2 separate regions of the Mus musculus genome follow, and region 1 is linked to region 2. Evidence: chromatin contacts called from ENCODE POLR2A ChIA-PET data. All regions are on one chromosome and are shown on one strand. Each heading gives the region's core, a stretch centred on a gene start or an enhancer-like site at or near the end of the contact. The rest is flanking DNA. Distances are from core to core; before and after follow the strand shown. Region 1 holds the start of Tmem143 (transmembrane protein 143). Region 2 holds the start of Sphk2 (sphingosine kinase 2).

Region 1 (3,975 bases), core at 317-2,816, 180 kb before region 2:
TATCATGTGGGTACTAGAAGCAGATCCTGGGTCCTCTGCAAGAGTAACAAATGCTTCTAACTGGTAAGCCATCTTCTCAGGCTGACTAGAGGAATTTTTTTAAATTATTTTTATTTATATCAGTACATTGTTGCTGACTTCAGACACACCAGAAGAAGGCATCGGATCCCATTACAGATGGTTGTGAGCCATCATGTGGTTGCTGAGAATTGAACTCAGGTCCTCTGGAAGAGCAGTCAGTGCTCTTAACCACTGAGCCATCTCTCCAGCCACTAGGGGGAGTTTTTGATGAGATTGTTTGTGCTTGTACGTATGCATGTGGGCATAAAATCTAGCACGGGACTTGGTAGACACAGCAGGTGTTCAGTAAATCACTATTATACTAATGATCATCTGACAGTGATGGAGGGCTGAGAGCTCAAGCTATGGAATAGATCAGGGGTGAAGTAAGGGGCGCACTCTAGAGTCAAGCAAGCATGGGCCACTCACTGTAGCTTTGGATGGGTCACTGCCTTTAAACCTGTAAAATGGGATAATGGTGGCCTCTCACAGGGTTGTTCTGATGGCTCTATACATTACAAACACTTAGCACGGTGCCACGGAATAAAGAGCTCAAGGTGTGATAATAATTATCATTATGGCTTTGCAGATACAAATTTATTATGTACTAGAAAGGAATTATGAGGATGATAGTTACATCTATTTCAAGGGAAAAACTTATGTCCCAGTGTGCCTGTTCAAGGCCCCAGAAGAAGCCCAAGTCCAGAGATCTTTAGGCATCTCATCTTGGAGTTCTTTCTAGCCCCTGCATTCCAACTTTCTCGAACCCACTAGGAACGCCAAAGGGACCAGAAACTACACTCCCAGGAGGGCGCTAGCGCAGACCTCAAAAGCAGGTATAGTGGTGCAGTCGCGAGGTCGGCTGGAAACTGTAGTCTCTAGGTCCTTAGACCACTGATGGGCGGTACCTGTATCAGGAGGCGGAGCAGCTGCTCCTTGGAGAATGGAATGAAGCGCTCGCGGTACTGCTGGGCCCAGTCGCAGGGCTCCTTGGGGTTCCACATCTTGCGGTACACCCCCATCCTGTTCTCCAGGGACGACAGAGCTCGGGGAGTCCCGAGGAGAGCAGGCACCAGGGACCATAGTCGGACCTTGGACCCCCAGGTCACATGCAACATGGCCTGCCCCCTTTCCCAGAGCCTAAACATAAGCAAATGAAGGGGGATGTCAAAGGTCAGTTGGAGGTAGTACCTCCACACACCCCTCCCTTCGGGGACAGTTCCTGGCCAGTCTCCCTCCCTCTAATCCCTTTCCGGTTCCTTCTACACTGCACATTTAGGTTGGCTCCGGAATAGGGTCAGAGGTCGTAGTTTGGAGTATCTTGCAGGCCCAGGGACCCTGAAGCGGTACAAATGGTCTCTGAGAAGCTTAAACAATGAGGTGGAGCTCAGGAGTGTTGAAAAACTAGGAAAAGTTAATAGCGGGTGCTGGGCCGTCCTTCCTGGGCCATGCAATCCCCCACCCTGCCCTCACCTTAACCAACGCGCGACTGTCATTGAGCCTTCTGCGCATGTGCAGTAAGAGGTCCTAGGCCCAGAGGATTGGCTTCAGCAAGCAGTAAGGCGCATGCGCACAGCCTGAGCCGCTTGAAACCATTTAATAGCCTTTATCTCAACTGCGCATGCCTCATCGCTAGTCCTTTTTTTTTTTTTTTTTTTTTTTTTTTTTTAAAGGTAATGCGCACGCGCTGAAGACGTGTGGTCCGCTATTTGGAGCTGGGTCGGGCCCTCGCGCGCGCCCGGCCAACGGCGACCCGCCCAACGTCCGCCGAGACCACGCCCTTTCCATAGTCAGTTCGGATAGGCGGAAAGGAAAGGGGCGGGACTTGGCTGCAGCCAATCATCTGTAGAGGACAGAAAAGGCGGGAAAAAGAGGAACCAAAAAGAGGCTAGAGGTGGCTCCCGGGACCAGGAGAGGAAGCCAGGCAGGCAGAAGAGGAACGCAGGTCCTCGGCCCTCGGAGAAGAGGTGGTTCTCTTCAGCCAGCGTCCCCTTGGGGTCTCAGCACTTCCGCCCCCAGGTCCTTAGAAGGGAAGCCCCTAGTCTAAGGAGGTTGCCATGACTCTCATACCGAGTGGCAGCTGGTTTCTGAGGCTTCAGTCTTAAGACAATATGTCATCCTGAAACAGAGCTGAAGCCTAAGCAAGCCTGGTGTTACGGAAAATGACCCAAGTTAGGGAACACCTCAAATATTGCTGGGCTCTACGTGGTCTTCTATACCTAGGGTAGCTGCATTCCCTCAAGGACCAGTCTACAGTCCCCCTATTGACCCCACTCTGAGGGCCCAGCAGACCTGCCACCCCTTATCACCCTCATCCTGTATTCCCAAAATCTAGGGCCCTCAGAACCCTCTGGCCCCTTATCAGCACCTGAAACCTCCAATAGCCCATCAGCCTACATTTCCAACTTCTGGAACCCCGAAGCAGCCTTCCAGCCGTGCTCCCATTTCCAGAACCTCCCACATACCCTATCATGTCTCATCTCCAGCACCTAAGACCACCCAGCAGTTTCTCACCCCATATTCCTGACAACTGAAAACGGGAGCAGCCAGCCCCTTCAGCCCACCCCCTCTGTTCCTAGGGCTCCTAACAGCCCCTCAGCCTATCCATCCCCACAAAGGAAGGGCCAGTACTCCCCACTCCCAGCACTTTTACTCTGACATTCCCATTCCTCTTTTCTTGCAGTAGCTGAGCCTTGAGGTGGGTCTGAGGCACACAGGAAGTGGTGCCCAGAAAGCAGCACCCAACACCCCTGCCCCTACCTCCCGGGACACCCAAAGAAGAGCAGCCACTATGCACCTCCCTGAAAGCCTCCACGACCTGGCAGACAATGAGACTGTGCGCTTTCTGAGGAGACCAAAGAGCATCTCAAGGATCTTCGGAGGGGTGAGACCCCAGGGGTCAGGACACAGGCGACATCCAGGAAGAGGGCAAGGGGTCAGTGTGGTCAGAGAGGGAGAGAAGCAGACAGGAGCCCAAAACTGAAGCCACCTTTTACTGAGTATCTGGTCACTAGCCACTGTCAGCATCAACCGAGTCATCACAAGAAAGAGCCCCTCAAACCTGGGGCTCCTCAAAGGGCCTCTCAAATCTGTCACACCAGCACATAAAAGACTGAGGTAGGAGGATTGACATAGGTTTGAGGCCAGCCTGGGTTACAGTGTAAGAAAATGGAAAAAGTGAAAAAGAACCCTTTCAAAGGCGAAGAAAAGTAAAGCCACCCCCCCAAAAAACCCCATAATTTTGATAAATGGCATCAGTGTTTGAAGACTGCTTGTCCAGTGGAGTAGCCACAAGCCACGGGTGCTACTCCAATTCCAACTCATCAAATGGGATTCAAATGGGCTGCTCTGCAATCATGGTGGCCATATTTCAGGGGCTTAGTTGCCAAAGGTGCCTTATGAGTCTCCAGTTGGACAGCATAGATTCAGGCCACTTCACCATGCCAGGAAGTTCCATGGGACAGCATCCATTAAGGTTAACACAAAAGGGGGGAAGCACCACTCGGTTCTAGGAGATGCTAGGACCCATCCATTTTCTATTTCTCAGGTAGGGGAGGGGTGAACAGGGACTAGATCTATTTTTTTAAAAAAGCATAGATCTGGGAGGACCACAAGCACCAGACTCAGGGAGCAGATGTGAGTCATCACTGTGCCAGGCGTGATGCCGATGCTTTCTGTGCATCACTACCATCTTCCCAAGGGATCTGGACACTGAGAGCAAAGTCCCCATTCAGCCCACTGGTGCTATGTAACCTTGGAATAGAACCAGCCAGCCACTGCCTCTCTCTGAACATCAGTACAAGGGCCATCTGTGTCTATGGGCTGCGACCCACACTGCCTCCTTCTCCTTTTAAAGATTTTAGAAGCATATATATGTGGCTTCATGAGTTTATGTGCGCCACAGGCATGCAGGTG
Region 2 (4,131 bases), core at 360-2,859:
GGTTGGTTCGGCTCATGAACAACCTCTTCAGCACAACCTGATTGAAGGTGGAGTTGGTCCGTCTGGCCAGAAACCTGTACAGCTGCAAGGGAAAGGAAAAGATTGAGCATGGGACTGCCTGCGCCACCCCCAAGCCAGGACCCTTCCACAGCTCTCCCATCCCGCTCAACTCCTGGTGATGTGGGGGGTTGGGGCACTGTGTCCAGGCTCCCCCCTCTCCCCACCCCACTCACTTTGGGAGCTGTAAGATGGCGTAGCACCCCGGGCTTACCTTGACAAGCAGCCGCAGGTAGATGTCCTGGCTCTTGGGCTCCTTGCGCCGAACCTTTCGGTCCTTGTTGTGGCGAATGTCAACACCCTGAGGGAGGTGAACCACCATAGAGCCAATTGTCAGAACCACTGCCCTATATCTTTGATGATATCTATACCTGTTCGTACCTGTAACTTTTAGGCTACTTAGTCGACAATTCAAACCTCAAAGGATTCAAACTAGAGGAAGAAGACATGTCCCACCCCTGACAAGTTCACTTAACACACACAAGTGATGTTTTTGTCTCGGCTTGGGACCATTCCTCCCAGAGTCCAGAAACTCATTGAAACACTGTCTCGGTGTAAAAACTGAGCTGCACAAGACAAGCGGCTGCTGGCTCAGAGTCCCTTAGAGCTCAGCTCTTGCTTAGCATGTGAAGGCCCTGGTTCTGGGCCCAGTATGGATGAGAGTTCAGATCCCTGTAAAGATGTTAGCTTTTATTTATGTTCTCAAAACTAGCTCCCAATCTGAAAAACAGTCAAAAAGAAGCCAACAGTACATTCTAGACGTGGAGACGTGTTTGTGACAAAGCCTTACACTACGTCCTTCAAATCAACCCTAGAAAGACCAAGTGCTCGGGTTAATTTTATCCCCCACTCGTTTTCCAAGCTGTTAGCATCCTGAAGTAGTTACTGATACTAACAGCGGTTTCATTGCACCTTCAAGGCTCTTCATAAACGTCTTCCCAACATACAAGGCAGGGACAGGATTACTACACACCAAACACACTAGGAGCAGTGTTCCGGGAAGGACTGACGTACGCTTGTCCCCAAACCCGGCAACGTGTAGTGGCTCCGCTCATCGTAGCACTCAACTTCCCAATGGCAAGTTAAGAAACAGGGACACTGGGAGCAGCGGTCCCGCTTGGAAACGCAGCACTCGAAAGATTGGTGCGAGGGAGCGGCCGTGGGCTCGAGGCCGGACTGGACTCACTGGGAGCTGCAATCAGCCTGGCTCATGGAGCCAAACTTTGTAAGGAAGACGACGAGCCTCGGGAGGCTCCCGGGACCGGCCACCGGCTCCGGCAAGTTCTGATCGAAGGCCCTAGCCTGTCCCGCAGTTCCCCTTGGCACCGCCTGCACCCCTCCGTCGCGCTACGAGCGGGACTTGCTGAGGATGGCAGCGGATGGGCCACTCGGGGAGACCGCTCAGCGAGCTTACCATGATGGCGCCTCCTGCTCGGCCAGGTCCGGAAAGACGGAACCGCGCCGGAGTGGGCGGGGAAAGAGCGGCCTGCGAGACGCACTCGTGACGCAATGCGGGACACTCTATCCGGAACTGGCGTCTCTGTGGTGCACGGGTGACGTCACATGAGCGCGACGCGGAGCTCTACCACAATTTGGGTTTCTCGATGGTATGTGGGAGGACCGAGTAAACCGAGGCTTCCAGAACCAAAGAGAAGTCAGCCTGAGGAAAGGGCTGGGACCCGGAGCCTCTCTGGCCTTTCCCCGTCCCTGCTCTAACACTCTCCAGGGGTAAAGGGACCGGAGAATCAGAGACATGATCGGAGCTTGCTGGACGAGTCGCGTGGTGACTCTCTGGCCGCACGCCGACCGCTTCTCGGTGGCTCGCGGAGGACCCGGTGGGCTGTGTGTCGGAGGTGAGGCTTATCCCGCCCTGAAGAAAAAGCTCATCTCACACTTCCTTAAATTCTCGGCTGCCTTTTCCTTATGCTCAACTTACTAAACAGAACTGAAGTTCAGGAAATCCTACTAGATCTCTCACCCGAGACTTTCTTGCTGCTATTCAACCCATAATACCTTATTATTATTATTATTTAATATTTTGTGTTGAGCTTTTCCCCCTGCCCTTAAAGATGACCTCTTCTCGGATCTCTCCTTTGTTTTCGTCCTTAGGGACAGCCCTTTTTTTTTTCCCCCTTCCTAAACCAGACTGGTTGAACTGGCCCAACATTTTCGATGTACATATTGATGTGCAGAGAAGGCACGCAGAACTCCCGGTTTGGAAAGCGGGTAGATAACAAGCTCCAGAGAGACTGAAATAGAGACCATGACGGTGGTTGGAGGTGTGGAGGCCCGAGGGTGAGAAGGAAAAATGGTGAGGGAACCCCGGGCAGAAGGAGAGACAAAGATACAAAACTGAACAGTTGGCACCTCACCATTTAGTAAGCTAGTTCTAGTGCCAGCTCTGTCCCCCACTCACCCCCCCCCCCGCCCCTTAAGTCAAGGTTTCACAAAGTTGCCCCAGCTGGCTTTGACTCACTCTTCCTGCTTCAGCCTCCGAAGTAGCTGGGATCACCGTCTTTCAACACTTGGCCTGGCTCTGCCATTTAAAGTTGTGATCTTGGGTAAGTGATTTTCTGTTTTGCTTTTTTTTCCTTGTTTGGAAAAAGAGAGTGATGAAAAAGACTCCCTTTTAGGGTGTCTTCCCTGAAAGTGTCTTCACTCTTTTGGTATGGAGTACCTGAACTTGGGTAGTACAAGACAGGCCAGCTGGATGAGAGAAGCAGGCTCTGGGATACTGAGCCTGCAATGTGCCCTCCTCTTCAGAACCCCAACCTGGCCCTGCACAGGGAGTTAGCAAGACTCTTTACGAAAACCGCCTATACATACATGGCCTCCAGTTTGGGGCTCAAGCCCTGCTGTGACAGCAGAGGCCTGGGTGCCCACTGGACACCTAAATCCAAGGGGCAATGGAACCAGGTAAGGCTCTAGCTACAGAATAGGTTCTCAACCTGTGGGTCTGGGCCCTTTCACAGGGTCGTATATCAGCTATCCTGTATACCACATATTTACAGTTTGTAACAGTAGCAAAATTACAGTTATAGCAATGAAATGTTTGGGGATCACCACAACATAAGGAACTATATTAAAGGGTCCCAGCATCGTGAATGTTGAGAAGCACTGGTCTGAAGTCTGTGGTTGTCATACCAGGGGTGATAATGTCTGTCAGGGCCCTTCTGCCGCTGGCCCCAGACTTCCCCTGGGGGCAGGGTGAGCAGTCCTTTTCTCTCAGCTGGGCTTCTGAGGGCTCCGCAGGGCGAGGTCACTCAGTTTGGGTGAGTTAGCGTTTCCCCTTTCCTGTTCCCGTTTCAGCCTCTTTGGTCAGGGTTTTCGCGGCGCTCTGGCTGTATCCCGGGTTCTGCATCTCCCTGAGCTCCACCTCTTGGCATGTTATCTGGGGCGAATGCTGCTGTGGATGCGATGCAAGGGGTATTTGGCAATAAGCAGACTCCCTCCTCCTCTTATTTTTTGCCTAAGAAGTTTTGTCCCTGCCTTAACAGAGTGTAGGTTAGTGTGAGCACGCTTTGTCCAGCGTGTGAGAGGTACATTTAGACCAGCGTGTGAGAGGTACATTTAGACACCAGTGTTTGTGCGCACACACCCATACACCCGATTGTGTCTCCTGCCGCCCTTTCCTTGCCTGTCTCTGTCCACCTCTTTTTTTCCTGGCCCTCAGTTCCTTCCCAGCTCTGGGTTTCCAATGCTTTCCCTTACCTATGCTGCTTTCTGGGGCTGTCTTGTCACATGGTGGTTTCCTGGGATGTTAATCTCATTCTTCCTCCAGGAAGGCTGTCGTCCAAATCAGTTTGTAAGTCCATGAGCCTCCCGAGCCTGGTTCATTCCAGAATGGTCTCCACCTGTGTCGATCATTTTCTGGGGTTTGTTTGACACAAGGTGTCACGCGACTGGCTCTAAGAGCAGAGGCAGCTCTAGCACTTCCTGATGCTTGTGCCTCAGCCTCCCTAGTTTTTAAGATTACAGGACACCATCACACTCATCTCAGTTTCTATCTCTGTTACCAACGTTGGAGAGTTGGTTGAGGAACTCCTCCACACCCCTTTTTATTGACTCTGTTGG

The links. ChIA-PET counts read pairs that join two places held with the same protein, here RNA polymerase II (POLR2A).
Region 1: POLR2A ChIA-PET joins it to region 2 with 16 read pairs in Patski. The contact joins the promoter of Tmem143 here to the promoter of Sphk2 in region 2. POLR2A ChIA-PET finds 5 or more read pairs at or near these places in 4 of 5 experiments (Patski and embryonic stem cell).

What each region holds. Positions count from the first base shown.
Region 1 is chr7:45,894,660-45,898,634 of GRCm38, reverse strand. Tmem143 (transmembrane protein 143) reads right to left here and starts at 1,566. Exons shown (of 8, transcript NM_144801.2): 1 at 1,534-1,566; 2 at 969-1,200. The coding sequence starts at 1,556. It overlaps Syngr4 (synaptogyrin 4), which reads left to right and starts at 1,924. Exons shown (of 5, transcript NM_021482.2): 1 at 1,924-2,027; 2 at 2,744-2,944. The coding sequence starts at 2,852.
Region 2 is chr7:45,715,480-45,719,610 of GRCm38, reverse strand. It overlaps Sphk2 (sphingosine kinase 2), which reads left to right and starts at 1,609. Exons shown (of 7, transcript NM_203280.3): 1 at 1,609-1,910; 2 at 2,548-2,618. Rpl18 (ribosomal protein L18) reads right to left here and starts at 1,540. Exons shown (of 6, transcript NM_009077.2): 1 at 1,472-1,540; 2 at 272-358; 3 at 1-82. The coding sequence starts at 1,474.